Linked DNA regions of Homo sapiens: region 2 is linked to region 1. Evidence: read pairs that join two places in POLR2A ChIA-PET (ENCODE). Cell type or tissue: Caco-2. All regions are shown on one strand. Each heading gives the region's core, and the rest is flanking DNA. Links, peaks and the distances in the headings are about the cores only. Region 1 overlaps ATL2 (atlastin GTPase 2). Region 2 overlaps LINC02613 (long intergenic non-protein coding RNA 2613).

Region 1 (15,473 bases), core at 4,964-12,963:
GACTTTCCATTTGATAATGTTTCATTTCAGCCTGAAGAACATTATATAGCTCTCATGTAATGCACATCTGCTAATGACAGATACTCTTTGCTTTTTTTTGAGACAGAGTCTTGCTCTGTCGCCAGGTTGGAGTGCAGTGGCACGATCTTCGCTTACTGCAACCTCCCGGGTTCAAGTGATTCCTCTGCCTCAGCCTCCCAAGTAGCTGGGATTACAGGTGCGTGCCACCACGCCGGCTAATTTTTTGTATTTTCATAGAGACGGGGTTTCACCATGTTGGCCAGGATGGTCTCGATCTCCTGACCTCTCGTGATCTGCCCACCTTGGCCGCCCAAAGTGCTGGGATTACAGGCGTGAGCCACCGCACCCGGCCATACTTTTGCTTTTGCTGTCTTTATTTTGCTTTCATTTTTGAATGATCGTTTCACTGAATATAAAAGTCTAGGTTGACACTTCTTTTAAAAACACTCTAAAGCTATCAATCCCTTGTCTTCTGGCCTCCAGTGCTTCAGTGATGATGTGATAAGCAGCAGTTATTTGAATTATTCTGCTCTGTATAATTGTATAATTATTACATAACTATACAATAATTACTTGAATATTCTGCTCTGTGTCCTGTTATCTTTGGTTTTTGGTTTTTAGCAGTCTGGCTGATGTGGTTTTCTTTGTATTACCGTACTGGAGGTTTGCTGAGCTTTTTGGACCTGTAAATCTCTGTCATCAAATTTTGGTAACATTATGACTATTGCTTCTTCAAATATTTTTTCAGCTCCAGCCTCACTTTGTTCTCCTTCTGGGATTCTAAATGCAGGTTGGATAGTGTTCCATAGGTTCGTGAGACTCTCTTAGTTTTTCTTTATTCTTTTTTCTCTCTGTACTTCAGATTAGAAAATCTCTTTTGATCTCTTTGCAAGTTTACAAACTTTCTTCTGTTACCTACAGTCTGCTGTTGTCCATCCAGTGAGTATTTCATTTTAATTACTGTACTTGTCAGTTCTAGAATTTTCATTTGTTTTTTAATAGTTTCTATAGTTTTTTGGCTGAGACTCCTCATCTATTTATTTATTAAGACTTTATTTTCCTGTAAGTCCTTGAACGTATTTACAGTATCTGGTTAAAAGCATTTGTCTGCTAAATTCAGCATCTGGGTCATGGCAGAATTGGTACTGTTAACTGCTTTTCTTTCTTGACTATGGGCTACATTTCCTTCTTTCTTTGTATGTCTAGTAATTTCTGATTTATATACTGTATATTAAATGTTATGCATTGTAGAGATTTTGGATTCTCTTAGCTTGTTTTTGGTTTGGCAAGCAGGTTAATTACTGATGGATCTTGACCTTGGCTTTGCTTCATACTTCGTTAGTGTGGGTCTGTGGAAAGCTTAGAGGAAATCTCCCTAACTTAGTGGGACTAAATTTCCAAACTGTGTACCTTGCAGATCTTTTCAAGTCTTGGTTTTATTTAGGCTTTGATTGGATGGATTGTCAGTAGGCCTTACTCTAGAACTTGACCCTTAATTCTAAGATATGTCGATTCTAGTGTCTCAGCTTGATGCCTAAGGTATAGATGTTTCTTTCCACTCTGGCTGGGCCAGAACTCCAAAGTGTCTCAGTAATGTTTGACTTCTGTTTCTCTCTCAACCCTGTAGTAGCTTCCTTCTGTTAAGCATTGCATAGTGTTGTGTTCCCCTGCACCTGTGATGCTTGTTGTCCTTGTCCAAGGAGTTCTGGGCTCCACCTCTGCATAGATCCTTTTTCTCTGGTATCCTGCCTCACAGATTCCTACTGCTCTAGCAATCTTGAATTCAGATCTTTGTGCTCTAGTTCTTCACTCTATAGTTAGGAAATTGTTCCCAGGCAGAGAGCTGGGAGTGATCATGGCACTCACCTTGAAAGTGTCCTTGTGCTACTTGTTGTCCATTGCTTGAAAAACAATGCTTCATGTATTTTGTCTAATTTTATAGCCACGGTCGAGGGCCAGTCTGATACCAGTTACTCTAATGACTAGAAGTCTCAAATATCCTCCCTCCCCCAAATACCTGTGTTTTAAAAAATGCAAAATAGAATTGGGGGTGATTTTTACTACTTTGTAGTCTGCCCTTTTCCCACTTGATTTTATGGTGGTTTTTTTTTTTTTTTTTTTTTTTTTTTGGTTGTTGTTTTTGTTTGTTTTTGAAACAGAGTTTTGCTCTGTCGCCCAGGCTGGAGTGCAATGGCGCGATCTTGGCTCACTGCAGCCTCCACCCCTGGGTTCAAGCAATTCTCCTGCCTCAGCCTCCCGAGTAGCTGAGATTACAGGGGCCTGCCACCACACCCAGCTAATTTTTGTATTTTTAGTAGAGACAGAGTTTCATCATGTTGGCCAGGCTGGTCTCAAACTCCTGACCTTAGGTGATCTGACTTCCTCGGCCTCCCAGAGTGCTGGGATTACAGACGTGAGCCACTGCACCCGGCCAATTTTATGCTGTTTAAAATAATACATAGATTTTTTTGGCTAGGTGAGGTGGCTCACGCCTGTAATCCCAGCACTTTGGGAGGCGGAGGCGGGTGGATCGCCTGAGGTCAGCAGTCTGAGACCAGCCTGATCAAGGTGAAACCCCATCTCTAGTAAAAATACAAAAGAATTAGCCAGGCGTGGTGGCAGGTGCCTGTTGTCCCAGCTACTCTGGAGGCTGTGACAGAAGAATTGCTTGAACCTGGGAGGTGGAGGTTGTAGTGAGCCGAGATCGTGCCACTGCACTCCAGCCTGGGCAACAGAGCAAAACTCTGTCTCAAAAAAAAAAAAAAATTAAATATATATATGTATAATTTTTTTAGAGTGTAAATGTGTTTTTTAGGCTGCATAATATGTCAGTATATGGCTAAAATAACTGTTCGGCCACTTTCCAGTTTTGAGGTACGCAACATTAATTTTTGCCACCAGAATAAAATTAGTGTCCTTATTTCCTTATAATAAATCCCTAGAAATATATTTAACCATCGTATAACCTCTTTAAGGCTCTTAAAAAATATGTGCTAGAATAAACTTGAATACTTAGATACTGTTTTCACTTGGGTATGAAATATAAATGTTGAGGTTCAAGTACTAGGCACTAACACGTTACTTAGCTTTTGTGGGATAACTAATTTTTTTATAAGTAGACTGAATAGACTGAATCAAGGTTACTTTCCATGAAAATTTGTTTCAAGTTTTTGTTTGGAATGTGAATAATAAAATATACTTTTCATTCCTTTTGAAAGGTGAATTATTCTTTGTTCTCTTTTTATAAGTTTAGTTTTGGGTTGATGTAATCTAACATTAATGCTACATTTTATTATAATGAAGATTTGTAGCACTTTTTTATTATCTTAGTTTATAATTAAGCTTGAAATTTGCTGAGGATCTAGGTCAGCCCTGAAGTGTAAATTTTGCTGTTGGAATACATGCTGAGTGTCTGAATTTGGCAGATTTAAGATAATGTGTGATTAGACAACAAAAAGACAGGTGTCTTATTTAAATAGACTTTTTTGGTTTTTTTTTTTAGAGCAATTTTAGCTTCACAGCAATATGAAGCGAAATTGTAGTTCACGTACTCCCTGCCACTCCATATACACACTGTCCCCCGCCATCAGCGTTTCACCCACAGTGGTGCTTTTGTTAAAATCAATGAACCTTCACTAACACATCATTATCATCCAAAGTCTATAGTTTTACATTATGGTTCACTCTTGGGGTTGTATATTCAATGGTTTTTTTCATAGATGTATAATGACAGGTATCAACCAATTTCGTATTATAGAGAATAGTTTCACTGCCCTAAGAAATCTTCTGTGTTATGCCTGTTCATCCCTCCCTATCCCCCTAACCCCTGGCAATCACAGGTCCTTTTACTAAGACACCTTTCTTTTGTTAGGCCGTGTGGCAAATAGATATTAGGTAGGTACCTTAGTGTTAATGTGTGGAGAGATGTTTGAGAAGCAGGTGATCATCTTTAGGTGTCTTTTAGCTTTGACCTTGAAAGACCCATCTGGGGGCTAGCGTAGGGAAAACTGACTTGGAACTGTGAATCACAAAAATGTGTTGGGGGGCTGAAATCTACTTGTCTTAGTAAATTTTTGGCATTGAAGAATGGAAATAAAATCACTATTCTATACACAGGACGTAACTTCAGTTTAAAATCTTAGAGTGGTGTGGAATTTAGAGACTTTTAATTGTAGGCAATCACTAAATGCTAGTACAGTATTTACAGGTATCCTAATGAAATTTACATACAATTCTCTTTTATTCATTTGCTTATATCAGTGTTTGATGGAGTACTTTATCTGTATTTAGTCCATATTTGGTAGAGAAATCACCATGGGGAGTAAGTAGATAGATGCAGGTGTATCACATCATTGTTAGGCTCCATTATACTTTTGAAATCTATTTGCTACCCTTCTCTGTAAAAGGCTGTAGACTAGATATGGTGACAAATATGTAGACACATTCTGTCTATTTGAAAGGCCTGTCTTTGTCTGTGCTAATAAACTTGGTTGCATAGTGACTGGCCAACTAATATAGGTGAATTTTCGAGTTAACAAAGGTTTTCTGCCCAGTGGGGTTTTTTTTTTCCTATTTTATTTATTTTTTATTATTATACTTTAAGTTTTAGGGTACATGTGCACAATGTGCAGGTTAGTGACATATGTATACATGTGCCATGCTGGTGTGCTGCACCCATTAACTTGTCATTTAGCATTAGGTATACTCCTAATGCTATCCCTCCCCCCTCCCCCCACCCCACAACAGTCCCCAGAGTGTGATGTTCCCCTTCCTGTGTCCGTGTGTTCTCATTGTTCAGTTCCCATCTATGAGTGAGAACATGCGGTGTTTGGTTTTTTGTCCTTGCGATAGTTTACTGAGAATGATGATTTCCAATTTCATCCATGTCCCTACAAAGGACATGAACTCATCATTTTTTATGGCTGCATAGTATTCCATGGTGTATATGTGCCACATTTTCTTAATCCAGTCTATCATTGATGGACGTTTGGGTTGGTTCCAAGTCTTTGCTATTGTGAATAGTGCCACAACGAACATACGTGTGCATGTGTCTTTATAGCAGCATGATTTATAGTCCTTTGGGTATATACCCAGTAATGGGATGACTGGGTCAAATGGTATTTCTAGTTCTAGATCCCTGAGGAATCGCCACACTGACTTCCACAATGGTTGAACTAGTTTACAGTCCCACCAACAGTGTAAAAGTGTTCCTATTTCTCCACATCCTCTCCAGCACCTGTTGTTTCCTGACTTTTTAATGATCGCCATTCTAACTGGTGTGAGATGGTATCTCATTGTGGTTTTGATTTGCGTTTCTCTGATGGCCAGTGATGATGAGCATTTTTTCATGTGTGTTTTGGCTGCATAAATGTCTTCTTTTGAGAAGTGTCTGTTCATATCCTTTGCCCACTTTTTGATGGGGTTGTTTGTTTTTTTCTTGTGAATTTGTTTGAGTTCATTGTAGATTCTGGATATTAGCCCTTTGTCAGATGAGTAGGTTGCGAAAATTTTCTCCCATTTTGTAGGTTGCCTGTTCACTCTGATGGTAGTTTCTTTTGCTGTGCAGAAGCTCTTTAGTTTAATTAGATACCATTTGTCAATTTTGGCTTTTGGGTTTTTTTTTTTTCTTAAACTTCTAAAAAACCAACTAATGCTTTCTTTACAATAAGAGCAAAACTATTGTTTGTTTTAGCAAAATCACCAACCTCCACACTTGGTCATTGTGATATTTTAGCAGTTATTACTTTTGAGTTCTTTTTTAAAGTGTTTTACTTGGTTCATAATTTTTTTTTTTTTGAGATGGAGTTTCGCTCTTGTTGCCCAGGCTGGAGTGCAATGGCGCAATCTTGGCTCACCGCAACCTCCGTTTCCTGGGTTCAAGCAATTCTCCTCCCTCAGCCTCCTGAGTATCTGGGATTACAGGCAAGCAACACCACTCCTGGCTAATTTTGTATTTTTAGTAGAGATGGGGTTTCTCCATGTTGGTCAGGCTGGCCTTAAACTCCTGACTTTAGGTGATCCGCCCTCCTCAGCCTCCCAAATTGTTGGGATTACAGGCGTGAGCCACCGCGCCTAGCCAAGCTTCATAATTTTTATGGAATTTTTGTGTTACGTATACTTAATACTCTTGAGTTGTCGGAGGTATTTCCCCAAGCTATTTGATTATCATATTTGCTTATAAACTAGGTAAGGGCAGGGCCAGGCATAGTGGCTCATGCCTGTAATCCTAGTACTTTGGGAGGCTGAGATGGGTGGATCACCTGAGGTCAGGAGTTTGAGTCCAGCCTGGCCAACATGGGGAAACCTTGTCTCTACTAAAAATACAAAAATTAGCTTGGCGAGGCATTGGGCATCTGTTGTTCCAGCTACTCTGGAGGCTGAGACAGGAGAATGGCTTGAACCCAGGAGGCAGAGGTTGCAGTGAGTCGAGATCTCACCACTGCACTCCAGCCTGGGTGACAGAGCGCTCTGCCTTAAAAAAAAAAAAAAAAAAAAGGTAAGGGCAGATGTAAGACTCCTGAGTAAAATGCTTAAATTTCATTCATTCAGGAAATATTTACAAGGAACCTGCTAGGCTAGGTGTCAGGCACTGTTGTAGGTGCTGGTAGAGAATGGTTAACAGGGTGATTGGGATCCTTACTTTAGTGGCACACTCATTCTGTGGAGTGGGAGATATCAGGTACACATTTAAACGAATGAAAAAAGGTTGTTTTAGGAATTGAAAAAAACTATGAATAAACCTGTTTCATTAAAGTGTTAAGGAAAGGGATCTGTGATTTAGATTGAGTGGTCAGGGAGGGCCATGCTGAGGAGATAACATTTGAGCTGAAGAGCTGGATGATGGAGACATAAGCCATGTGAATTTCTAGGGACAGAGCATTCCAGATAGGGGACAACACAGGACAAAAATTCTAAGGTGGGAAACAGGGTTAGCTTCATCAGGGAACAGCAAGAAGGCCAGATTGTCCAGGCTTTGGGAATGAATAGGAGTGTGTTGTAAGATGACATGTGCTTTATAAGGCCCTCTGCTATGGAGAGGAGGCTGGGCCCAGATCGCATACGACTATAGAAGCCATGGTAAGGTATTTAAGGGCTTTCTTCTTTTGTTTGTCTATTTTCTGCTTATGATGGGAAACTAAGTGGTAAATTGGCAATCCAAGAGGGGAGACATTTAATAAATAAGTACTTACATAAATATTCAAGTGATAGATTAAAATTTGGGGAGTATAGAATGACTAAACTTGGTTGGAAGCCTCAGGGAAGATTCTTGTTCCTGGAAAGTGTCTTTTAAGCTGAGATTTAAGGAGTAAGTGTGAATTTATTAGGAAACAACAAAGGAAAGAGTACTCTAGGCAGAGGAATATTAAAGCAGAGTCTAGAAAGAGCTTAGCAGCATGAGGATCTGATGAAAGGTTAGTTTGGCTACCTAGTTTAAACCTGGGGTTCCCAACCCTAGGGCCGTGGACTGGTACTCGTCCGTGGCCTGTTAGGAACTGGGCCGCACAGCAAGAGGGGAGTAGCAGGCGAGCGAGCATTACTGCCTGAGCTTCGCCTCCTGTCAGACCCATGGTGACATCAGATTCTCATAGGAGCGCGAACCTTATTGTGAACTGCACGTGTGAGGGATCTGGGTTGTGTGCTCCTTATGAGAATCTAACTAATGCCTGATGATCTGAGATGGAACAGTTTTATCCTGAAACCACTGCTCCCCCTTCTGTGGAAAACTTGTCTTTCATGAAACCAGACCCTGGTACCAAGAAGGTTGGGGACCGCTGGTTTAAAGAGAAGAATAGCACCAAAAGAGGCAACAGAGATTGGCGGTGAGTACGGGACCTTATAGAGCATGTGTAGGATTTTAGTCATTAGTCCTCTGTAACAGTGATTTTAAGGAGGGTAACCTGGTCAACTTTACATGTAACTATATTATTTAGTTGCTACTCTGTGGAGATTAGATTGGATTGGGTAAGAGGACAAGAGTATTAATGAAGGGAAACCAGTTAGATGCTACAGTGTGAGGTACTGTGGCAGTGACAAGTGCAGGAATATTATCAATAGAGATTCAGAAATGAAGACAAATTAAGAAGGTGGTTATTGATTAGATTTAGGGGTAAGTAAAAGACACGTAGACGTATCTCTATATGTCAAGGACAGCCAGCAAGTCTGTGCCAGAGCAGATGGGTGGATGGCAGTGTCAGTACGCAGCTACACTGGTCAAGTGAAAATCACCATAGCATTTTGGCATTTCAAGGGGAAAATAAAAGCTTCTCCTGTTGGATTGGTTATTTTGAAATTACTGTTAACTTACACCTATGGTGCTTACTGCGTAGCATACATATTTCAACTCATTGAATCCTGATGACAACCCTATGAGTTAGGTAATGCTATGCCTGTTTGACACACACCCATTTTCCAGATGAGAAAACAGGTGCAGAGAAGTTAAGTGACATGCATCGAGGCAGTTTGCTCCCTACTTCATGGTCTTAAACCACTAATTAAGCTTAGAAACTTATACCGTTTGCATCCTGTTTTGTTATTTATCTGGACCTACCTAATGAGACGTTAATTTAGAATTTAACTGTATTGCAACTTTTCCTGGAAAGTTCACTTTTTGCATGCATTCAAATAGCATACCTGACTATTGCTATATACCATTGATACAGGCAGTGATAATGTCCCCTTTAACTAAATATTGATTGCTTTTACTTTCAAAGATTCTCCTTTGAAGTGGCTTGCTCTTTATAATGCATTGTCATTGTTTTCAGCACATTTTGAAATAGTGCTGTTGACTTTGCTATATACAGTTAAAGGTGCCTCGTGATGTGGAGGTAGAGGCTCTAATAGTCTTTGCAAATCAGATAAGTGAGATGCTTCTTTTGGTAATAAGATTAAAAATCCACTAATGTAGTTATATAATCTTTGCTCTGTGAATATTGGTTATGTGGATAAGGTATTACTGAACTGTTCACTAATAATGTACCACGCCTTAGTGGACTGGCTTTCTCCTCAGAGTAGGACAGTCATTGATTGCATTGAAAACAGTGGATACCGTATGTGTCCTTAGAGTGGAAACTGACACTTAGTAGACAGGCTCAAGGAGGGGATCTCTTAGAAATTTTGATGTGGGAGAAGATAAGGTCCCCAGGAGTAACTAGTTGCTACGTGGGATCAAGCAGTTGGTAGAGAAGAAAGTCAGACAAGGTATGTGTCCTCTGAAGCTAGGTGTTTTTTTTAAAGAAGAACAGAAACCTAGACTTTGGAAGTTTATCTCTGCTATTTACATTCTCTGTACTTCTTCGTCACTATTCAGTAAAGTTATGTCTGCAAAGGTTACCTTATTTTAATGTGTTGTGGTGAACAAAGGAAGGGTTTATATGGCTGTTTTCGGGAGCTATAACAGCTGTAGTGTTTGGTGAGAAAGAGCTCCAGTGGGAGATGAAATTCTGAGATATAAATGCATCTCACTGACTCTTCTTTAATGAAACATTAATCCTGTGCTTTGCTTTAATGAGGAGGCTGTAGTAGTACTAGGTTACTGTTATTAAATTAGGGACTCATTGTAAGTATCATTTTTGGAAACTTGTTAGAACCCTAATTTTCCCCTTTAAGTTTCAGAATGAAAAATAACATGAATAATTTTTTTTTGTTTGTTTTTTGAGACTGAGACTCACTCTGTTGCCCAGGCTGGAATGCAGTGGTGCAATCTCAGCTCACTGCAACCTCTGCCTCCCAGGTTCAAGCGATTCTCCTGTCTCAGCCTCCCAAGTAGCTGGGACTACAGGCGCCCGCTACCATGCCCAGCTAATTTTTGTATTTTTAGTAGAGACGGGGTTTCCCCATGTTGGTCAGGCTGGTCTTGAACTCCTGACCTCAGGTGATCTGCCTGCCTCGGCCTCCCAAAGTGTTGGGATTACACCCACTGCACCCAGCCACATGAACAATTTTAATATATGTTTTTAATGTTTGTAAAGTAGAGTAATGTTTGTGAATTTTCTAGGTGATGCTTACAGGGAAAATTGGGATTTGAAGTATCAGGTGAAATTGATTTTTCCCCTCTTTAGTTTATGTGTGCATACAGTTGGAAAAGTTATTTACAGAATAATACAGGGCTCAGAAACAGGTGCTGTTGACATGAACATTCTCAATGAAGTTAAGACTTCATTGAGATAGAGGCCATATTTAGTATTATTGTTTATCTGTATGTATAATGGTGTATGAGTCCATTTTCATGCTGGTAATAAAGACATACTTGAGACTGGGCAATTTACAAAAGAAAGAGGTTTAATGGAATCAAAGTTTCACGTGGCTGGGGAGGTCTCACAATCATGGCGGAAGGTGAAAGGCACATCTCACATGGTGGCAGATGAGAAGAGAGCTTGTGCAGGGAAACCTCTTATAAAATCATCAAATTTCGTGAGACTTATTCACTATCATGAGAACAGCACAGGAGAGAGCCTCCCCCATGATTCAGTTACCTCCCACTGGGTCCTTCCCACAACATGTGGAAATTGTGGGAGCTACAATTCAAGATGAGATTTGGGTGGGGACACAGCCAACCATATCAAGTGGGAAATCTTATCAGCATTCTTTGTCCTGTCACAGAGGGAGTGAGAAATCCAAAGGAACATTATAATGATCTATAATGGGGGGAGGGGGCAATTACTTACTTGAAATTTTGCTTTAGTTGTGGTCCTTAATGAAAGTTCGTAATATAGGGATTAAAGTAACCAGTTTCTTTCTTTTTAAATTCTAGGTGAGAATTATGAAGATGATGACCTAGTAAATTCTGATGAGGTTATGAAGAAACCATGTCCAGTACAGATTGTTCTTGCTCATGAAGATGACCATAACTTTGAACTTGATGAAGAAGCTTTGGAGCAGATATTGCTACAGGAGCACATACGAGATCTTAACATAGTAGTGGTATCTGTGGCAGGAGCTTTTCGTAAAGGGAAGTCATTTCTACTGGACTTCATGCTTAGATACATGTATAACAAGGTGAATAGTCTTTTAAATTGAACCCAATTAAAAAGAAAAAAGTACCAACCATGCCTGTTAAAAAAATAGACAAAAACCAGAACTATATCTTTTTTTTTTTTTTTTTTTTTTTTTTTTTAATTTAAGTGGTCTCACTCTGTTACCCAGGATGGAGTGCAGTGGTGTGATCACGGCTCACTGCAGCCTCAACCTCCCAATCTCAAGCAATCCTCCCACCTCAGCCTCCCGAGAAGCTAGGACTACAGGCGTGTGCCACCATGCCCAACTCTTAAAAAAACTTTTTTTTTTTTTTTTGTAGCTATGGGGGTCTCACTTTGTTGTCCAGGCTGACAGAACTGCATTTTTAATTCTATAGAAATATAATTCTTTATAGGACTTCCTGGTCAATACAGTAATGTAAGTTTGAGCTCTTGATTCTTCATCGCCATAATTCCCTTCTGCATATACTGCATATGGAAACATATAATTGAGCATCTGTGTTCCAGGCATTGTGGCTCTAACCCAAGTTGTCTGAGTATATCCTAGAAGTCTCTGAAGTACTGTTTATCTTCTTTCCCTTTTTGTTACTTCTTCACACTTTCCTTTTGGCCACCTTTACAGTGAGTAAAGTAGGTGGATAGAGACCTTTGAAAAAGTATATCTGTGTTCCTCAAACAAGTCAGTTTTAGTGACTATTACCTTTGGAGATAAAGTCCAGTTCCTTAGAGTGGCTTCTGCAGCCATCCATGATCTCTGAATCTCATCTCTTGCCCTTCATATGTCAAATAAACTATAGTTTTTGCTGTTCCTTGAGTATGCCATGTTTTTTCCTCAAATATTATGGTATTCTTGGCTCATCTTTTCATGGGGGCCTTCCCTGACATCTAGGACTATATTACATCCTCTTCCTAACTCATGGTACAGGTTGTATGTTTTATTGATATTACTTTAGTTGCTTATTTTTTTCTGGCTACTTTAATCTCTGTCATGGGTGGGCCCTCTGTTGATTATCAAGCACCTGGCACAAGAACTGGGTCTTAGGAGATACTTACATTTTAATTGATGAATCTCTTTCCCTTCTATACATTTTCACTTTGAGATGGTACCAGACAATTGCTACTTACCTATCTCTCCCTGACTCTGACTTTCTCTCCTGAAAAAAAAAAGCAAAAAAAATTTTTTCACTCGAGTTGGAATGTTTTTCTGATAATTGCAAGTTGGACTGAGGGAATGGGAGTTTGAAAGGGAACAGGAGAAGGAATTGGAAATTTTGGAGTGGAGCACTTAGTGGAATTGCTATATAGGGAACTTTTGACATTCAGAAGCCACATGAATTATTAGAAATAATACTTTGACAGAATTAGGTAATTGTCTAAACACCTGTCAGGGTGCTCACCTTTATGAGTTCTGTGACATTTGTAATTGGGTGTGCATTCTCTTCGAGGTAAGAAATAAGGTAAACATTCTCATTTGGTTTTCCAGGAAGCTTTTCAGTAAAGTTTTTTCATGGCGATCATTTCAGGCTTTCTCAAATATACCTGAGTATCAATAGCATAGTTTATATTAGAAAACTTTGTTTTACATGTTTGGGACATTGAGAAAGGTACATCATTTTAAAGTTTGTCTCATTGATTGAGACGTGATCTCACTCTGTCACATAGGCTGGAGTGCGGTGGTGTGAACATGGCTTTTAGTGTCAGTTTAGTAGACTGCAGCCCAACCTCCTCTGCTCAAGTGATCCTCCCACCTCAGCCTCCCAAGTAGCTGGCACTACAGGCATGCACCACAATGCTTGGCTGATTTTTAAATTTTTTGTAAAGATGGGGTTCTCACTATGTTGTCCAGGCTGGTCTTGAACTCCTGGCCTCAAGTGATTCTCCCACCTCAGCGTCCCAACGTGTTGGGATTACAGGTATGAGCCACCATGCTCAGCTAAAGTTTTCCTATTTAGACTTGATCTAGAATTTTACATCTGAAATAGAGAAATGTTTAAGTAGTGGCATATTTTTTAAAAAAACTGTACATTTAAAGATGATAAAGGATTTCTATATTTTGAGGTCCTCTTAAGTCCTTAAGTTAGCTTGTGTATATTGTATCTATCTGTGTCTAAGCTGTTTAGTGCAAATGTATTTTGTTCCAAGTAGGTCACAGACAGTAGAAAGTTAGAAGGGGAGGGAAGCTTAGATCACTTATCTAGGAATGACAGATAAGTTTCACCTCAGGTGCCATTTCTGTTTCCATCTCTGATCAGTTAGTAGTGGCTGTTCAGAGTGGAGTAGCAGCCCCCCATTGCCGTGTATTTGCAATCTCTGCACAAACGGAACTCTCTTTTCCTGGGGGAGTTGCAGAAGCCATGCAAAGGTTATGATGGCTTGAGTGAGGTTATACATCTAGTTAGTGGCTTCTAAGCTGAAATGTCTTTATTGGCTTTCATTTATAGTATTGCCCTATAGAATTCCTGATATAAATCACCTTATTCTGTCAATCAAAAATTGCATTTAAATGGTATCTGATTTTTGGATAATGTGCCTCCACTTAAACTGATCATGTGGTGGGTCATGCTTTTCCTATGAGATGAAAGTAAAGAAGGAGAAATAATGGGGTAGTTGGATTTATTTTATTAACCTGTATGCCTGCACAGGTGGGATGCTAGCTGAAAGAAGTAGAGTAGTGACATACTGACAGTTTAAGTTTTCAGTGTTGACTTGAGTCAATGTATGTAAGTATGCAGTTGATGAAAGTAGTGAGTAGTTTTATAAGAGGAGATTAAAATCTGTAATCAAAGACAGAATTGGTGGGTATGGTTATGGTGTGGGGGATGTTGGCTTTCCCCTCCTAAATAAATGTTACACTCAAGTATTCTATGCCCTGCCCCCCCCACTTCTAATTCTTATTTGCTTATTTAGGGGTGTGCTTTAGATAAATGTATCTTTTCCTTAAAAATTTTTTTCCTTTGAAGTATAATTTACATGCAGAAAAGGTGCACAAATCTTAAGTGTACAGCTTGATGAAATTTTACATAGGTATACACCCTTACTACCACCATCCAGATGAAAATACAGAACAACCCCCACTTTGTGTTCCTTCTCAGTTAATGTCTACCCCCCCCCCCCCCCCACCAAAACTAACTGCTGTTCTGAACTTTTCACCACAGGTTCATTTCACTGTTTTTGAACTTTACGTGAATGAAATCATACCATAGGTATTATGTGTTTGGCTTATTTTGTTAACATTATAACTTTGAGATGTACTCATGTTTTTGCGTTATTTTTGTTGCTTTAATATTCTACTGTATGAGGGCAGGGTGTTGGGGCTCACGCCTGTAATCCCAGCACTTTGGGAGGCCGAGGTGGGTAGATCACCTGAGGTCAGGAGTTCGAGACCAGCTGGGGCAACATGGTGAAAACCCATCTCTACTAAAAATACAAAAATTAGCTGGGCGCGGTGGCATGCACCTGTAATCCCAGTTACTTGGGAGGCTGAGGCAGAGGAATCACTTGAACCTGGGAGGTGGAGGTTGCAGTGAGCCGAGATTGTGCCATCATACTCTAACCTGGGCAACAAGAGAAAAACTCTGTCTCAAAAATAAATAAATAAAATAAAAATAAATATTCTGCTGTATGATTATGCCACATTTTGCTTATCCATTTAACTGTTGATGGGTTTTTGCTTTGATACTACAATTTTTTGTCAGCTGATTTTTTAGAAGTGTTTTTTTCATTTTTAACACAATATTAGAGGTCATATTTTTTTAAGTTTTCAAACACATTTTTTATATTGGAATATAACAAAGAGAGCCTGTATACCTGAATCCTTTACCTAGTTTCTTCTAATGTTATCATTAGTGTGATTCATTTGCAAAACTAAGAAACCAATATTGATTGGTACATTACTATTAACTAAGTCCTTGACTTCGTTCCGGCTTCTGCAGTTTTTCCATTGGTGCTCTTCTTTCTATTCCAGGATCTCTAATACAGAATACGATTCCTAGATTTAGCTGTCATGTCTCCTTAGTTTCTTCTGGTCTGTGAGTTTCTCAGCCTTTCCCTTTTTTCATGATCTTGACTTTTTTTTGAGACGTAGTTTCCCTCGTTGCCCAGGCTGGAGTGCAGTAGCGCAGTCTCGGCTCACTGCAACCTCCGCCTCCTGAGTTCAAGCGATTATCTCGCCTCAGCCTCCTGAGTAGCTGGGATTACAGGTGCCTGCCACCACACACAGCTAATTTTTGTATTTTCAATAGAGATGGGGTTTCACCATGTTGGCTAGGCTGGTCTCAAACTCCTGACCTCAGGTGATTCTGCCCGCCTCAGCCTCCCAAAGTGCTGGTATTAAAGGTGTGAGCCTGGTGATCTTGACTATTTTGAGGCATACTGGTAAGCTATTTTGAAGAACGTTCCTCAATTTAAGTTTGTCTTACATTTCTGTCATGGTTAGACTGGGGTGATGGGATTTTGGAAAGAATACTCCTGAGGTCAAGT
Region 2 (15,473 bases), core at 4,425-12,424, 150 kb before region 1:
CTCAATAAGAAATTAGGCAAAAGATATGAACAGACAATTCACAGAAGATGAAATCTAAAAGGCCAATAAATACATGAAAAGATGCCAATCTCAGTAGTAGCCGGGGAAATGTAAATTAAAGCAAAGCAAGGTACCATTTTATATCTCTAAGATTGGTAAAAAAACAACCATTTGCCAAAGTATTTGAGAAGATACAGAGCAACATGTACACTGTGGGCGGAAGTATAAATTGATGCAACCATTTTGGATAGTAATTTAGTAATTACTTATCTAGTAAAGATGTGGAAGTACTTAACCATCAATTCCACTTAAGAGATTCTCCCATGTGTACATAAGATATGCAGAAGAATATATTATAGAATTATGTGAAAGAAGAAAAAACCCAGAACAACCTAAATATTCACTAAGAGAAAAACAAATAAGTAAATATCACATAACTGTGAAAAGAAACCAAAACAAAAATTTCCAGGAAATTTTTGAAAAGGAAGTGAAAAGTTGACTTTGGCTGTGAAAGTCCTATAATATTTTTTAAATTTTTTTTTAAAGTAAAAAGAGAGGAAGAGAGAGAAAGAGATACTTGTTTATCTTCTAGTCTACAGAAACTAAATTAACAAGTACTTTTGATATGATTTGTATTGGCCACACTAACTCCTGAAGGAGACAAACTATGATCTTGTCAATCCTTCATCTATCAAAACAGATGGGGAAGAGTCGTTTGCTAACAATTTATTTTCTTTTCTTTCTTTCTTTCTTTTTTTTCTCATCAGTCTTGACAACTGTTGAAGGTGCTAGAAGTTTGGTGGTGCTGTCTTAAATGTCTGGCCTGAGTGGGCCTGGCATTCAGAAATACAGATGAGAAGGGGGAAGGGGAGGTGGGTTACGGCGGGTGGAGCAGGAAGGAATGTGGGCCCCCCTAGTGTGTGTCCCTGCTGGGGAACTGCCTCGCCACCCAGGCTTCATCTAGCATAAGGCTGCCAGCCACCTGCTGCCTCATGTGTGCTGTCCTGGAATTCTTATTACATCTCAGAAATCCTGCTCTGGCCAGTGATGAAATTACAGACAGCAGAGTCCAGCCTTGCCTATGTGACCTGAGAGGGGAAACCTCTCTTCTGGATCCCAGTTTTGGAAAATCTTCCAGGCCTCTCTGCCAGGGCCTTGTCCTCAGTTGTCTTCCTGATCTGGGACCAACTGAGAAGCCCTGAACTGTTTACTGCCCCCTCCTTTCCCCCTGGAATGCATCTATTGACTGTCACCACACCCTCCCATCAAGCCAGCAACAGGTAATAAGCATCAATAAAGAGCAAGACCTGGGGCTGGCATTGAACACAAGCAACTAGATCAGATCTGGCTTCCAAAGAGGTTGAATGAAACGAAGTGTTATTTTATTTTTTAAATCTTATTCAGAAAATATTTATTGAACCGTACAATGTACTTGGGGGGAAACATGGAAAAAGATTCATACCTTGTTCTCAGTGTTGAAAGCTCAGAGCAGAAGATAGACAAGAGAATGGATGATGACTTTTGGATGAGATAAGGGCTAGGACAGGTAAGAGCAAGGTACAATGGCACCTACTGGAGACCCCAGGAGACCTAAACCTGAGAGCTGGGGAAAGCTTCCTGGGGAAATGACATCTCAACTGAGACCTGAAGGAACAGGACTTAGCCAGGTGCTCTGTGTAGGGGTTGAGGCAGAGTGGGGGTGACTGTTAGGAAATAGAGATTGAAATTATAGACAGAGCAAATAGCAAGGGCAAAAGGAAAGAGCAAGGCCAAGAATGATTTGGAGGGGGAAATACTGGAGTCAAGGAAACTAGGTAAGAGATTGGGAATGAAAGGCATCCTTTGCTTCAGGGAGTCTATGGGAAGAGGCTTTCTTCTTCTCTCTCCCCTTCTCTTTATTTTCTCCTTCTCTCTCTTTTGTTTTCCCCCTCATTAAATACTTTGTGATTCTTCTATGCATTTAGGAGTGTGTTGGTGACTCCAAATGAAGGAGATGGTGGCAGTGGTATTGGGGTAGGAAGTGGTGTGTGGTAGGTAGAATAATGGCCCCCCTAAAGGCGTTCATTTCCTAATCCCCAGAACATGTGAAAATGTTACTTTATAAGACTTGGATTAAGTTAAGGATCTTGAGATGGGGAGGTTATCCTTGATTATCTGGGTGGGCCCAAGGTAATCACAAGAATCCTTAAAAGATGGAAGAAGAGAGAACTTTGTTGAAACTGTAGGGGCCACGGGAAAATTCCCCTTCACTCTCTGAAGGTTTGCTGAAAAATCAACTCACAAATGGCAGATTACTTGGAGAAAAGGCATATAAACATATTTAAGGCTTATTTATTTAAGGCTCTATGTATAACACAAGAGCCTTCAGAATGAAGACCCAAAGATACAGGGGAAATTGTCCATGTTTATGCTTAGGTTCAGAAAAGTATGGACAGCCATGTAGAAATATGATTGGACAAAAAGATTATGATCTAATGCTAATGTAATTTCCTCATGGGTTCTTCTTGCCTGCTGCCCAGAAAAGCCAGTTCACTGAGAACAGCAGGTGTTGCAGCAAAGAAAGAGTTCACTAATCACAGGGCCAGTCAAGCAGAAGGACGGAAGATAATTCTCAAGTCCACCTCCCTGAGAACTCAGAGGCTAGGGTTTTTTAAGGGTAGTTTGGTAGAGGCAGAGCTACGGAATGGGTATGCTGATTGGTTGGGTTGGGAAGGAAATCACAGAGGGTTGAAGCTGTCTTCTTGTGCTGAGTCAGTTCCTGGGTAGGGGGTCACAAGACCAATTGAGACAGTTTCTTGGTAATGGGTTAACTGGTCTGGATGGCACCAGCTGGTTCATCAAAATGAAAGGTCTGAAAGATACCCTCAAACACCAATTTTAGGTTTTACAATAGTTATGTTATCTATAGGAGCAATTGAAGAGGTTACAAATCTTGTGACTTTTGCTTCTGAGGCTGCTTCTGAGACCTTCATTTTGGGATATTATTTTCTGGGCCCCAACAATGCTCTGCTGTTTTCTTTGAAGCTGGAGGAAGGGGCCACAAGCCAAGGAATGCAGGTGGCCTCTGGAAGCTAGGGAAGGCAAGGAAGCAGATCCTTTTCTAAAGCCTCCAGAAGGACCACAGCCCTGCTGACATCTTGATTGTAGGAGTTTTGACCTTCAGAACTATAAGATAATAAACTTGTGTTGTTTTAATGCACTAAGTTTGTGGCAGTTTGTTACAGCAGCAATAGCAAACTATACGAGGTGAATAGGCTCCAGAGTGGTTTAGGAAATAATTTGATTAGAAGGAGGAGATGAGAGAAAGGCCTCCTTGGATTTCTGGGTCAGGCATTAAGGTGAATTGAGGTACCATTCCCTGAGCTAGGGCCCAATGGCGAGGGGATGGCGGGGAGGGCTGGTGATGGCATATTCACTTTTGGACATGTTGGGGTTGCAGTGTCCATGGGAGTTCAAGGTGAAGGTGTCCAGTAAGCACTTGTCTGTTGGGACAGGGGCTGGTCTGGAGGCTGAGGGTGTTCATGGTCATTGAAGTCACAGCCCAGGTGGTGGGGCCATGAGAGTGACATTGAGAGGAAAAGAGAGCTGGGGCCAGAGCCTGACATTTGAGGGAAGATCTCTTTGTAGGTCGGGAAATAGAGCAAAACATGCCTCTGCGGGATTGTTTTTTGCTTTGTAAACTTTTCAACCCTTGTATATTCTTTGCTCCCTGGTGTTTTTTCAAAACTTTATCTTGTGTACAAATGGGCAGATTTCGGTTCTCCACTCCTGGACTATCCCTCTCATTCCTGCTAGTGCCTTCCCGAATACAGAACGCCATTGAGGGGGGGATTTAAACTGTTTCTGGACTCCAGTTGCCTCTCTTGTGACCCTGCTTTCTTTCTTTCTTTCTTTTTTTTTTTTTTTTTTTTTTGAGACGGAGTCTTGCTCTGTTGCCCAGGCTGGAGTGCAGTGGCATGATCTCGGCTCACTGCAACCTCCTCTGCCTCCCAGGTTCAAGTGATTCTCCTGCCTCAGCCTCCCAAGTAGCTGGGATTACAGGTGCATGCCACCACTCCTGGCTAATTTCTGTAGTTTCAGTAGAGACGGGGTTTCACCATATTGGCCAGGCTGGTCTCGAACTCCTGACCTTGTGATCCACCCACCTCAGCCTCCCAAAGTGCTGGGATTACAGTCATGAGCCACTGTGCCCAGCACCTGACCCTGCCTTCTATGCTAGGCTCCTGCTCCCAAGCGTCCTCTGCAGAGGCTCACAAAGACAAGCCTCAGTGCTAGCTCATGATCCCAGCAATCTCCCTGCACGCCACTTCTCCCCACCCTTCTCTGTCCATGTCTTGACCTGTTCCTACCTACTTTTTCCTTGGGTTCTCCTACTCACATTTTGAGTCTTGTTGCTGGCCCCGTCCAGAGGAAGCAGCCTTCCTGACTCTGTACCTGGCATAGCAACCTTAGCTTAATTTTGCCATTTCAGGATTTGAGAACCCCAGGCCCACTCCCCAACTTTTGCACTTACTGTTCTCCCTGCCTAGAACGCACTTCTAGAAGGGACCTCTGAGTTGGCCTGACTCAACTTTCAAAGCAGTGTAGGATTTTTGTACACCAAAGGTAGTTTTGCTTTCTCTATCACATGGATTGTACACAACTGTTTACTTGTTTTCGTCTCTCTTCTTGATCACAAATTCCTTGTGAGCAGGGACCCTGGTTTATTCATCTCGTATCTTCAGCACCTAACATACCACGTGGTTCAATAAATTTTTCTGTTGGACAGAACCCTTCTAGACTGGATCATTATGTCTTCACTCTGACAGCGAGGTGAGCGTGCGTCGGAGGAAGATGTTTTCCTCGCCTGAGTCCTGACAGGCAGTGTACTAATTAGCAACAGGTGAATAGCAGCACGCAACCCACATGCTTCCCTTACATAACACGCAGTCTTCTCCTGCTCCTCGCTGTCTCCAAGCTTTGCACAAGCCCCGGTTGCCTGCTCCTCTGCACCAGAGGTTGCAGGGATCACGCATCTCTTGGCCTCTCTAACAGATACCTGTGCTTGGCCTCACATATCTGGCTCGACAACCTGAGCCAGGCAGCCAGCAGGAAGGAATCGCCTCTGTCCTGGAATGTCTTGGCAGGTCTGGAATCCAGTTAGGGAGAGTGCTAGTTGGAATGTTTGGCTGGGAGGAGCGAGGAGGCTAAGGGATAACTGCATAACTGAGTCTCCAGGGCTCTAAAATCCCATTTTTCCTGGGGTTAGGGAGGAGACTCAGGGTTGAGAAATGCAAGATAATTGAATTTGGAAAGGAAAAGGAGATGGAAAGCATGTGAGCAACCTAGCTGCTGCTGGCGGATCACATGCCGGCCTCTGAGCACTTGTTTCCAAAGGCAAGAGCCAGCTGGTGTAGGTCTTAAGGGTACTTCTCAGTTGCCTCAGACACACAGCTCAGGGGAAGTCAAATGCAGCCGGAGCCCCCCTCCCCACATCTCTGTGTACTGTTTTGCACTCCCCTCAACCTAGAAAAAGAAGGAAGACTGAGTTGATCAAATTACATGCTGGCCCTGCTGTACCTCCTCCTCACCCCCAAGGTTAAAATTGTGGATTCAGTAATATGCATAATAACCCCGGAAACATTGAGTTCTATGGCACAGAAACCTTGTGCATTTCTGCAAAGGCAGTTTAAATACAAAAGCCAAAAATAGACCCATAAATAGCACAAGGGTGAAATATTTAAGACTCTGATAGCTCAATGGGCCTGCCGTTTTGCTAAACAAGTGGTTCTCAAACGAGATCGCAAGAAGGGCTTATTAAAATACAGATTGCTGGCCCTACCCCTACAGATTCTGCTTCTGTAGGTCTGGGCCGGGCAGACCACTGGGTCAGGTTCTGAGATCCCCAGTGATGCTGATGTTGTTGGTCCAGGGAACCTTGCTTTGAGAACTGTCTTTTTTTTTTTTTTTTTTTTTTTTTAAACAGCTAAAGAAACTTATTTAGAGAGAAATACGTAAAACAAATAGACAGAAAAGCTGCTATGTGAAAACCGGGCCTCAGGGCAGTCACAAGCAGAAGCCTGCAGATACTTTACATTGTCCCTTGTGTGGTAGGGTAGGTCACCCTCTCCCAACGGCTTTTCCAAAGGGTACCCTGGGATTCACACCCTTTCCGCTTTGTGGCTCCTACAGTGCCCCTTCCCCACAGTGCCTACTGCATCCAAACTCTTGGTACACAGCTAAGGAAAGGTGAATCTAGGATGCAGTCCACCAAAGACTATGGGATTTAGAGTTTAGAAAGTTCAGCTTGTATAGGCTGGGGCGGGGGTGGCTCACGCCTGTAATCCCAGCACTTTGGGAGGCTGAGGCGGGTGGATCACCTGAGGCCAGGAGTTCGAGACCAGCCTGACCAATATGGTGAAACCCTGTCTCTACTAAAAATACAAAAAAAAAAAAAAAAAAAAAAAATTAGCCAGGCATGGTGGTGTGTGCCTGTAGTCCCAGCTACTTAGGAGGCTGAGACAGGAGAACTGATTGAACCCGGGAGATGGAGGTTGCAGTGAGCCAAAGTCACGCCACTGCACTCCAGCCCGGGCAACAGAATGAAACTCGATCTCAAAAAAAAAAAAAAGAAAAAGAAAGTTCAGCTTGTATCAACCAAAAATATCACCAAGTTATTTCCAAGCCTTTCTAGTTTTCTGTTCCCTTCCATGACCCCAACCCTGTCTTTAAGTCTAGTGACTTTAAAAGCCAATATTTCTCCTTGAGTGATTTCCTCCACTCTTCCCCAAGAACACACATTTCTCTGCGGAAACTGAATTATTGCTTTTGTCCTTAGTTTCCTGGAAGAATCAAGATAATTTTCTGCATGGCCTTCATGTCAACTCTTTTGATTTCACTCCAGTATTTCTCTCTCATAGGCTCTCAATTCTTTCATGGAAACTTCCTGAGTTAAAGTCCGCTACGTCTTCCCCACTCTGAGATTACAGCATCAATTTCATCTCCTCTTGAGAATTCTCATTCCTCGCCCAACCAGCTGCCTTGGCCTACTTTAGACCACTTTGCTGTGAGAGGAAGTCACTCTCTCCCCTGGGGTTAAGCTCTCACTTTCTAGCCATAACCTCACATCTGTCACTCAAGTGCAACCCCTGCCCCACCCCCACTTTCCTCTGGTGGATGAGCATTGTGGTGGAGAGAGGGTGGAGGGATGGGAATAAGTGGGGGTGGAAGATGGGAGAGGTGGAGATTATTTGTTACTGAAACATTCATTTTAGGAAAAATCAGATCCTTGATTTCCTTCCTTTATGCTTAAAAAAAATGCAATTTGGTGTTGTCTTTAATTTGGGGTGAGGTTCCTTAATGGGTCCTGTCTTCATGGTCTCTGAAGGTCTTAATCAGACTGACTGCTGCAGCCCAGCGATCAAATCTTATGACTCCAGGATATTTCAGCGGGAGAACCTTGCACATTGCTTAATGAATGGGCTGTTTTAGTTTTACACTGTTCAAATATTTGCTGAAGGAAAGAGTGAATTATGCTCCATAGGCCTTAGCTTAGCTGGATGGTGGGATTCACAATTACAGTGTCACACCTCACGTAGACTCTACCTCAGAAAACATCTTACATTTAAAAATATTTTTGAGGTTAAAAAAGGCAAAATCTGCAAAACTTTTTTTTTTTTTTTTTTTTTTACCTCCACAAAGAAAACCTCAATGCCTCCTCCCCTCAGCCAAGTATAAAGAGTGTAATTTTCTCCTTGAGGAAAGTGACATAAGTCATCTGACAGGGCCTGCATGATCCGGGTCACTCACTGCAAGTGCTCCGGCAGCATCTTCCTAACACAGAAGCTTCCTGAGATTGCACATTGGCATCCGTTCGTGGTAAGGCTGGAGGATGGAGCTGTGCTATTTCTTACCTTAGGACTTATGAAGCAAGCATCTGTGGAAGCCGGGGTGACAGAGTCCAAGGTTTAGCTTGGGATCTGCTTCAAGGACAAAGACTTTTGTGTCATCTGAGCAAATATTAGGAACTGGTCACTGCTGTGTGCCACTCACAGCTCACATCTGGGTGTTAGGAAATCCAAACCTGCAGCCAAGGCTGTCATTCTGGCTGGGTATGAATGTATCAGCTACAAGAGGCTGCAGCCAAGTGCAGAAATCCAGCCAGCAGCTAACCCAACACAGAAGAGTCACTCTAAGTGCAATGGCCACCCTCTTCCTCTCCTGTTCTCCTGCTCCAGAGGGGAACTTTCTAGGGGTCATCCAGATGATCGTCTCTGGACAGCCTGAATTAGAACCACTGCAGAAACCAAGTGTGCACAGCTGAAACCACCCTCTGCCCCGGCCCTTTACCAAGCAGACTGGTCAGCCCAGCGAGGCCCCCAGCATATGGGGCTCAGTTCTTCAGGCTGCCTCCTTGGAAATGGCAGAGCAAAATCACTGCAGGCTGGGTGCATGCCCTCCCCACCCTGGGGCATGCCAATGGGGTCAGTGACAACTGTTTCCAATTAAGGGCTTTGCTGAGAAGAACAGACTGTGTTCTGGAAATAAAACCCCCTTTAAAAATGTCCACTTCATCCTGGACTCAAGATAGGAAATTTCAATGTTCCTAACCAGAAAACGTAAAGGCAAAGGAAAAGCTGGAGAGTCCCTTTTCTAAACCTTCTTTAGAGATATTTAAAGCAAAAATAATTCTCCATGCCTTCCCGAGGGAGCTCTTTAGGCCCAGGGTTGTTTACTCGACTTCTCTTGCTGATTTGGTGGCATGCGTGGGCTCATGCGCCCCTCTGCAGTAGGGTGTACATCCAGGAAATCGTGGAGTAGGGGTTTTGTCCAGGACACCACAAATGAGGCAATCCAAGTGACCATTTGTGGGACAGGTCATTACGAATGCCTTTCTTTTCTAGGGCAGGAAACTGAAGCTCTTGGGAAGGTGGAAGTTGCACGTGGTCTCACAGTCAACTGTGCCAGAATAGGAGGCCAGGAACCATCTCTGCTGGAGGAAGACCCACCACGCATCCCTTCAAGAATGCCAAGGTCCAGAGCAAGTGCTTCCCTTCTATGGGCACAGGAGGGCTGTGGGAGCCCACAGAATGTGCTTCTGGCCAGAGGTATGTGGCATTCTTTATAATAATGGACATTTGGGAGCATTTACTATGTGCTAGGCACTTCTCTTGACATACATTAACTTAATTAAGAAACCCTATAAAGTAAGTGCTATATTATTGCTATTTTACAGATGAGAAAACTGAGGCCCAGAAAGGCTAAGTAATTTGTCCAAGGTCACTCTTGTAGGAATTGGCAGAGCCATGATCTGAACTCAATCAAGTCTGATTCCAGAGCCAGTGCTGTTAGTTCCATGCTCTCCTGTCTCATGCCCCTCACTCTCTGGGTTTTAAGGACAGTTATTTACTTAGTCCATTGTATGACTGAGTATGTTCATGTACGTGATTCCATTTGATTTCTTTCTACAGCAGCCCTAGGACGTAGGTAGATTGAACAACATTGTCCCTATCAGGCGGTGAGGAAACTAAGACAGAGGTCAAGCATCTTTTTCAAGGTCACCTTATTAGTAATAAACTACTCAGGCTCCTGATTTTGAAGAAATCTTTGCTCCATTGACCCACGTGGAGTTAATCCTATGTGTAGGGTTAGAAACAAGGAGTAATGCTCAACACCCGATTTGCAATCTCAGTTGATTTAAGACCCAGGACTTACCTCCTACACATCATGACCTCCTTGCAAAATAGAATGGAATCATCGCCTCCAGGTGATACTAGGTTGCCAGGACAAGATGGGCCTGACCTTCCTCTGGTGATGGGTGTTGACCATAAGGCCACATGAGAAACTGAGTGCTAGGTCACAGTGCTCCCGGAACTGGCCTATGGGTGTGCCCTGAAGAAGTAGAGCAATGGCAGTCCTTGTTCAGATTACCCTGTCTTCCTGGGTTGCTCCAGCATGTTCTCTGTAAGAACTTCAGTCATCTTCCTGGCATGAGAGAATCTCAGGTCTGGTCACCATCAATAAGGAGGGTCCCCTTTGGATAGAGTGGCTATGGGCCACCTGACTAGTGACTAGCTTCCCTTGGTCCAGTGTATGGATGCTTTTGGCCTGAGCCAGGTTACAAGGCTGATTTCATTCAAGGTGCAGGACACTGTCCAGAACAACTTCACTGAAAGAGCCTCCTGGACCCCTTTGCTCTGAAGGGGGCTGAGGACTTACTGCCAGGCAGTAAGCTATCAGTGGCCTGTTAAACACAAAGATAGAGCTTAGAAGAGGCCTTGGAAATGACATTTTATTTTATTAACAATATAGGCCAAGTTTAAAGCGTCACTGGAACTGTTCACTGCTGAGCTGGAAGCAGAACCAGGCTTCTGACTCCAGGTCCGGCACACTACTGCTGCTCGCAGGAGATGTCTAGATTGCCTAGTCAAACAAGCCTCTTAGATTAAGTACAAAGGGATGTGGAGTCTACTATCCGCTCCGCTGGAAGCTTGCTGAGTACTACCCAATAATTTTTTTTAAAAGCAGGACTTTCTTGGGTATCAACATTTCCATATCTTCTCTCCTTTCCCAAATCCCTGCTCTGTAATTTGAGATGCTTCCCTGATCTCAGACTCAGTGCAGACACAGTACAGAAAGGATGAGAAGGCATGAGGAAACCCCAAACAACAGAGCCAGGAATCTGTCTGCGGAAGGGAGAGATGCTGGAAGGGTCAAGCAGGTGGGGAGGTATCAGATGCCACATGTCTGCAGTGGCGACCCTGCTGCCCAACGCCAACCCTGCTTCTTGGCAGCATCTGCTGGACCATCAGAGGCATGATTCAGCCAGAGGACACATCCGAACCCGTTAGGCATGGAACACCAAGTAAACAGCCCCTAGGAATGTCTCTGACTTGAATTTCAGCTCATTTACTTGGGAGCATCTGTCCTCTCTGGTTGGGGAAAAGAGGAATAGGGGATAGGGAAGGCTCAGCTTACAACACCCTTTGGCTAAAGGAGGCTGCGTGGTCTGGGGGGCAGTGGTTCTTGGGATGTTTGGTGGGGGTACTGCAGGGACAGAGGGTGGGGCAAGGGGAGACTGAGGGGAAGGCTATTCCTGGCACCCCCACATCCCTGGCTCTCAGCTACTCAGCTGCTATCTGCTCCAAACAGTGCAATTCTGCTTGAATTTCGTTTCAAGTGAAGGTTCTGTGACTAGAACTTTCTGAGAAGCATTGAACTCATGGAGATGTGTAGGATGAGAGCAAGCAAGGTTTTGAGCTCATACCTGCCAACAGCTTCTGAGTGACCTTCATCAAAGCTACGCATCCCAAGAGCCAGACTTCGGTCATCTCCACTGCAAGGAAGATTTGCGTGGGCTCTGTCCTGTCTTCCCACACGGGAAGGGGGTCAGGGCAACTGTCTAAGCAGGTGACCCTGCCTTGGAAATGCTTTCATCTTGAGGGCACTCAGACCAGCCCTCCAACCCGCCCCCTCTCCCCTCCTATCCCAGATGAACTCAAAGGTGTGACACTAACTGGAAAGATAAAAAGGATGATTAAAAATCAAGGTATTGGCCAGGTGTGGTGGCTCACGCCTGTAATCTCAGCACTTTTGGGAGGCTGAGGCGGGCAGATCACCTGAGGTCGGGAGTTCGAGACCAGCCTGAGTAACATGGAGAAACCCCGTCTCTGCTAAAAATACAAAATTAGCTGGGCGTGGTGGCGCATGCCTGTAATCCCAGCTACTCGGGAGGCTGAGGCAAGAGAATCACTTGAACCTGGGAGGCGGAGGTTGTGGTGAGCCAAGATCATGCCATTGCACTCCAGCATGGGCAACAAGAGAGAAACTCCATCTCAAAACAAAACAAAAACAAAAACAAAAACAAAAAAAAATCAAGGTACTATTATCACATAAGTTGACAAGGAAGAAGAAAAATGGGAGAGGACAGAGAGGGGGAGGAAGAATTCTGAGTCTTTTAGCCATTGATATTTACTGTCTAGTCAAGCAAGCTGCTTAGATTAAGTAGAAAGGGATGCAGAGAGTTTGAGACAGTTGCTGCTGGCTCAGGTTAGGTAAAGCACACTAATTAGAAAGGGTGGTAAGTGGCAATCATAAAAAAGTCAGGAAACAACAGGTGCTAGAGAGGATGTGGAGAAATAGGAACACTTTTACACTGTTGGTGGGACTGTAAACTAGTTCAACCATTGTGGAAGTCAGTGTGGCGATTCCTCAGGGATCTAGAACTAGAAATACCATTTGACCCAGCCATCCCATTACTGGGTATATACCCAAATGACTATAAATCATGCTGCTATAAAGACACATGCACACGTATGTTTATTGCGGCATTATTCACAATAGCAAAGACTTGGAACCAACCCAAATGTCCAACAATGATAGACTGGATTAAGAAAATGTGGCACATATACACCATGGAGTACTATGCAGCCATAAAAAATGATGAGTTCATGTCCTTTGTAGGGACATGGATGAAATTGGAAACCATCATTCTCAGTAAACTATCGCAAGAACAAAAAACCAAACACCGCATATTCTCACTCATAGGTGGGAATTGAACAATGAGATCGCATGGACACAGGAAGGGGAATATCACACTCTGGGGACTGTGGTGGGGAGGGGGGAGGGGGGAGGGATAGCATTGGGAGATATACCTAATGCTAGATACGAGTTAGTGGGTGCAGCGCACCAGCATGGCACGTGTATACATATGTAACTAACCTGCACAATGTGCACATGTACCCTAAAACTTAAAGTATAATTAAAAAAAAAAAGAAAAAAAGTATCTAAAAATTATTAAAATATATTCAAGCAACTCCAAAAAATAAAAATAAAAATGAATTTTAATAGCAAGTTAAAAAAAAAAAAAAAAAAAAAAGAAAGGGTGGGAAGCCAGAAAAGACATAATTACCCAACTGATTCCAAATGAGGCTCATTGAGCCAATAGGAAGTTCACCATTGCAACACACCCTACTGGAAAGGTCAAAATCACTGAATGCAAACTGCAGCAGGTCAGGAGTGTACTCTGATATTCAACTGAAGACTGACAGGTCTCCAAAAAAAGGACCAGCACCTTTGCTGACTGCTGAATTCCCAAATGCAAGCCTGCTCTCCAAATTCCATGACGAGCATAACGCTTGCTGTTCTGTGCAGTTATCTATTAAAGGAAAGATGACTTTTGAAAACAACATTCTCTAGGTAGTAGGTGTGCAAGTAGGGGGATTTAAGTGATCTGTGGAGTAATGATGATGACGGAGAAGATGAAACTAAAGAGGGAATCAGAACAAGATTATAGATGGGTTAGCAAATCTGGATTATTTAACAGTAGTTTTTGGAGAATACCTATGCCCCCAACAATAAAGGTTATGGAAGAAAAAAAAAATCAGACCTAATGTTTCCATGAAGATTCTTAGTAGAAGATGCATTTTAGCCCAAGGAGATGATAGCATAGTAATTCAAATCCCTTGTTCCCATGACTAAAAATAAGGATGATTAAAGAATGGAGTCTTAGCTCTCTGACATCCCAGATAGTAGGCCTTGTCCCTGGACTTGCAAATTGAGCAAGGCAAGCACAGTGGAGAAAAAGAAATGCCTTTATATTTAGATTGTTTTCCACCCATTACTAAGGCAGTAAGGTTGAGGACCACAAGGTCACTCTTGGATCCTCATTGGGCCTTCTTCTGGCTGACTGCTTTCTGAGAGGGTCATTGTGCATTCCCGAAATGACTCCCTCTGGAATCATCCACCCTCAGACCATCCGTCCACATGTCCCAGTATCTACTGTAGCTGGCAGTAATTTGCATGCCCTCTGGAATTTCTTGGGCTGTATCTCCAAATGCCTGCTGCACTATTTGGAATGTCATCCTCATCTCACAGCATCTTGTCTCCAACCGGGGATTTCTCGCATGGCGTTCACTGCATTTACCTTGAGGGCTGACATTGCCACAGCTGTGCAGAGGAGATAGAGCCTATAGATGCATGAAGCCATCCCTTCAACAACTTCTCAGACACAGCAAAATAATTCCAGCAAACAGCAGAAACCAAGGAGTGTCTTCCATATGGAGGCCAATCAGTGGACACATGAATCCTTACGGGCAAGGCTAGTTGCATTGTTTTAAATAATTCTGATCAGGGTCAAGGGTAGTACCATGACCAAATGGGGCAGTAGAAGACTGCTCAGGACTGGGGAGGAGGAGACGTGGGGGATATAAGTACGTCTTGAAATATCCTGACCTGGGCCAGGGAAGGACAGGTTTAACACCATTTTATGATGGTGTGTGTGTGTTTAAACTACTTTTGGAATTCCTCTATATTAAATTATCTGAAACTTTGACATTACAGCAAGTATAGGGTATAAATTGCTATGTATTCTATCTGCTGTCTATTAGAGGTCCATAGTTTATGGCAGTCTTTGACCCATATGGGTTGGCTATCACAAAACTGCACAGAATCCTGTGAAAGGTAAGGACAGTTTATCAAACTCCCCTGCCAGGTTTTTCAACCCAGAACCCCACATAGGGATCCATACACACACACACACACACACACACACACACACACACACGCCCCACTATAGGACTTCACTATTATCTATGTTGAGCCCCTGTTTCTGCTGTGTTGGGAAAGGGAGATGAGATGTTAATAATATCTGCACTTACTTGAGCATGCACGGGTTTTTTTTGGCGGAGGCACTGAAAATTGGGCAACCAAACTTAGAAAAAGTGACCCTGCCATCTAGAAATCTCGGGTGATAAGGCAGCACAATTGAACTTGTATTGTTGGTATCCTCAAGACTTCTTCTTGGTTCCAGTCATCCTGGAGAACCCAGGAGGGCAGGACCCTCACCTCCCATAAACTCGAGATACCTATGGGTGGGCTGACTCCGGGGGGCCCCTCCATGAGAGAATGAGGCCTGCACACAGCTGCAGAGGACCCTGGATTGGATAATGAGGGTGATTGTGACATACAGCATGGTAGGAAGAGCCTGATCTAGAATCTGGACTCCACCACCTCTGAGGTATGTGATCTTTCCCACCTGCCTTAAGCTCCGAGCCTCAGTTTGCTCGCTTGGTGGAAGGAGCAGAATTGTCTAAAGTGACCCCAGGGGCTTTCCCTAGGTTGCTTGGGCTGGATGGGAGATTCCTATCTCCTCTCTATTGGAGAAGCTGCATCTGAACCTAGCCCATGGCCTTAGCAGTTCTTCCCCTGACAAGAAGGTCTCTTCTGTCCTGTGGGCTCCAAGGGCCAGGCAGTTGGCACTTTCAGACAACTTCTATAAACAGCTGGCAAATCCAGACTGCATTGCACCAGAGTGCCTTGTTGAATTTGTTTTTACTTGTAGGATATGAAAAAAGAATGACAGGTGCAGTGGGGGCCTCCATTGCTAAATAGACCCACAGTGTGGTCCAGCAGCTGTGGGAAGATGGGTGGGTTCAGGGACCTCTGCCTTCATTTATTTTGCAGGCCCTGGCTTGGTAAATTTGCCCTTCCCCTAG

What was found. ChIA-PET counts read pairs that join two places held together with the same protein. Peaks named below come from ENCODE experiments on the same cell type or tissue, not always from the same donor. Only the 100,000 strongest peaks of a DNase experiment are listed, where the experiment ranks them.
Region 2: POLR2A ChIA-PET joins it to region 1 with 12 read pairs; 2 of 35 experiments call an interaction of 5 or more read pairs at or near these places.

The regions. Positions count from the first base shown.
Region 1 is chr2:38,338,811-38,354,283 of GRCh38, reverse strand. ATL2 (atlastin GTPase 2) reads left to right here. Exons shown (of 13, transcript NM_001135673.4): 2 at 10,772-11,016. Among named protein-coding and RNA genes, the nearest start is that of ATL2, 31 kb to the left of the region's middle. RefSeq lists enhancers at 1-259, 260-761, 2,234-2,734 and silencers at 8,991-9,191, 10,851-11,051. In Caco-2, for the core only: no CTCF peak of the experiment used is centred there; no DNase peak of the experiment used is centred there.
Region 2 is chr2:38,489,888-38,505,360 of GRCh38, reverse strand. LINC02613 (long intergenic non-protein coding RNA 2613) reads left to right here. Exons shown (of 5, transcript NR_110259.1): 2 at 8,883-9,086. Among named protein-coding and RNA genes, the nearest start is that of LINC02613, 18 kb to the left of the region's middle. In Caco-2, for the core only: no CTCF peak of the experiment used is centred there; DNase peaks (open chromatin) are centred at 5,090 and 7,929.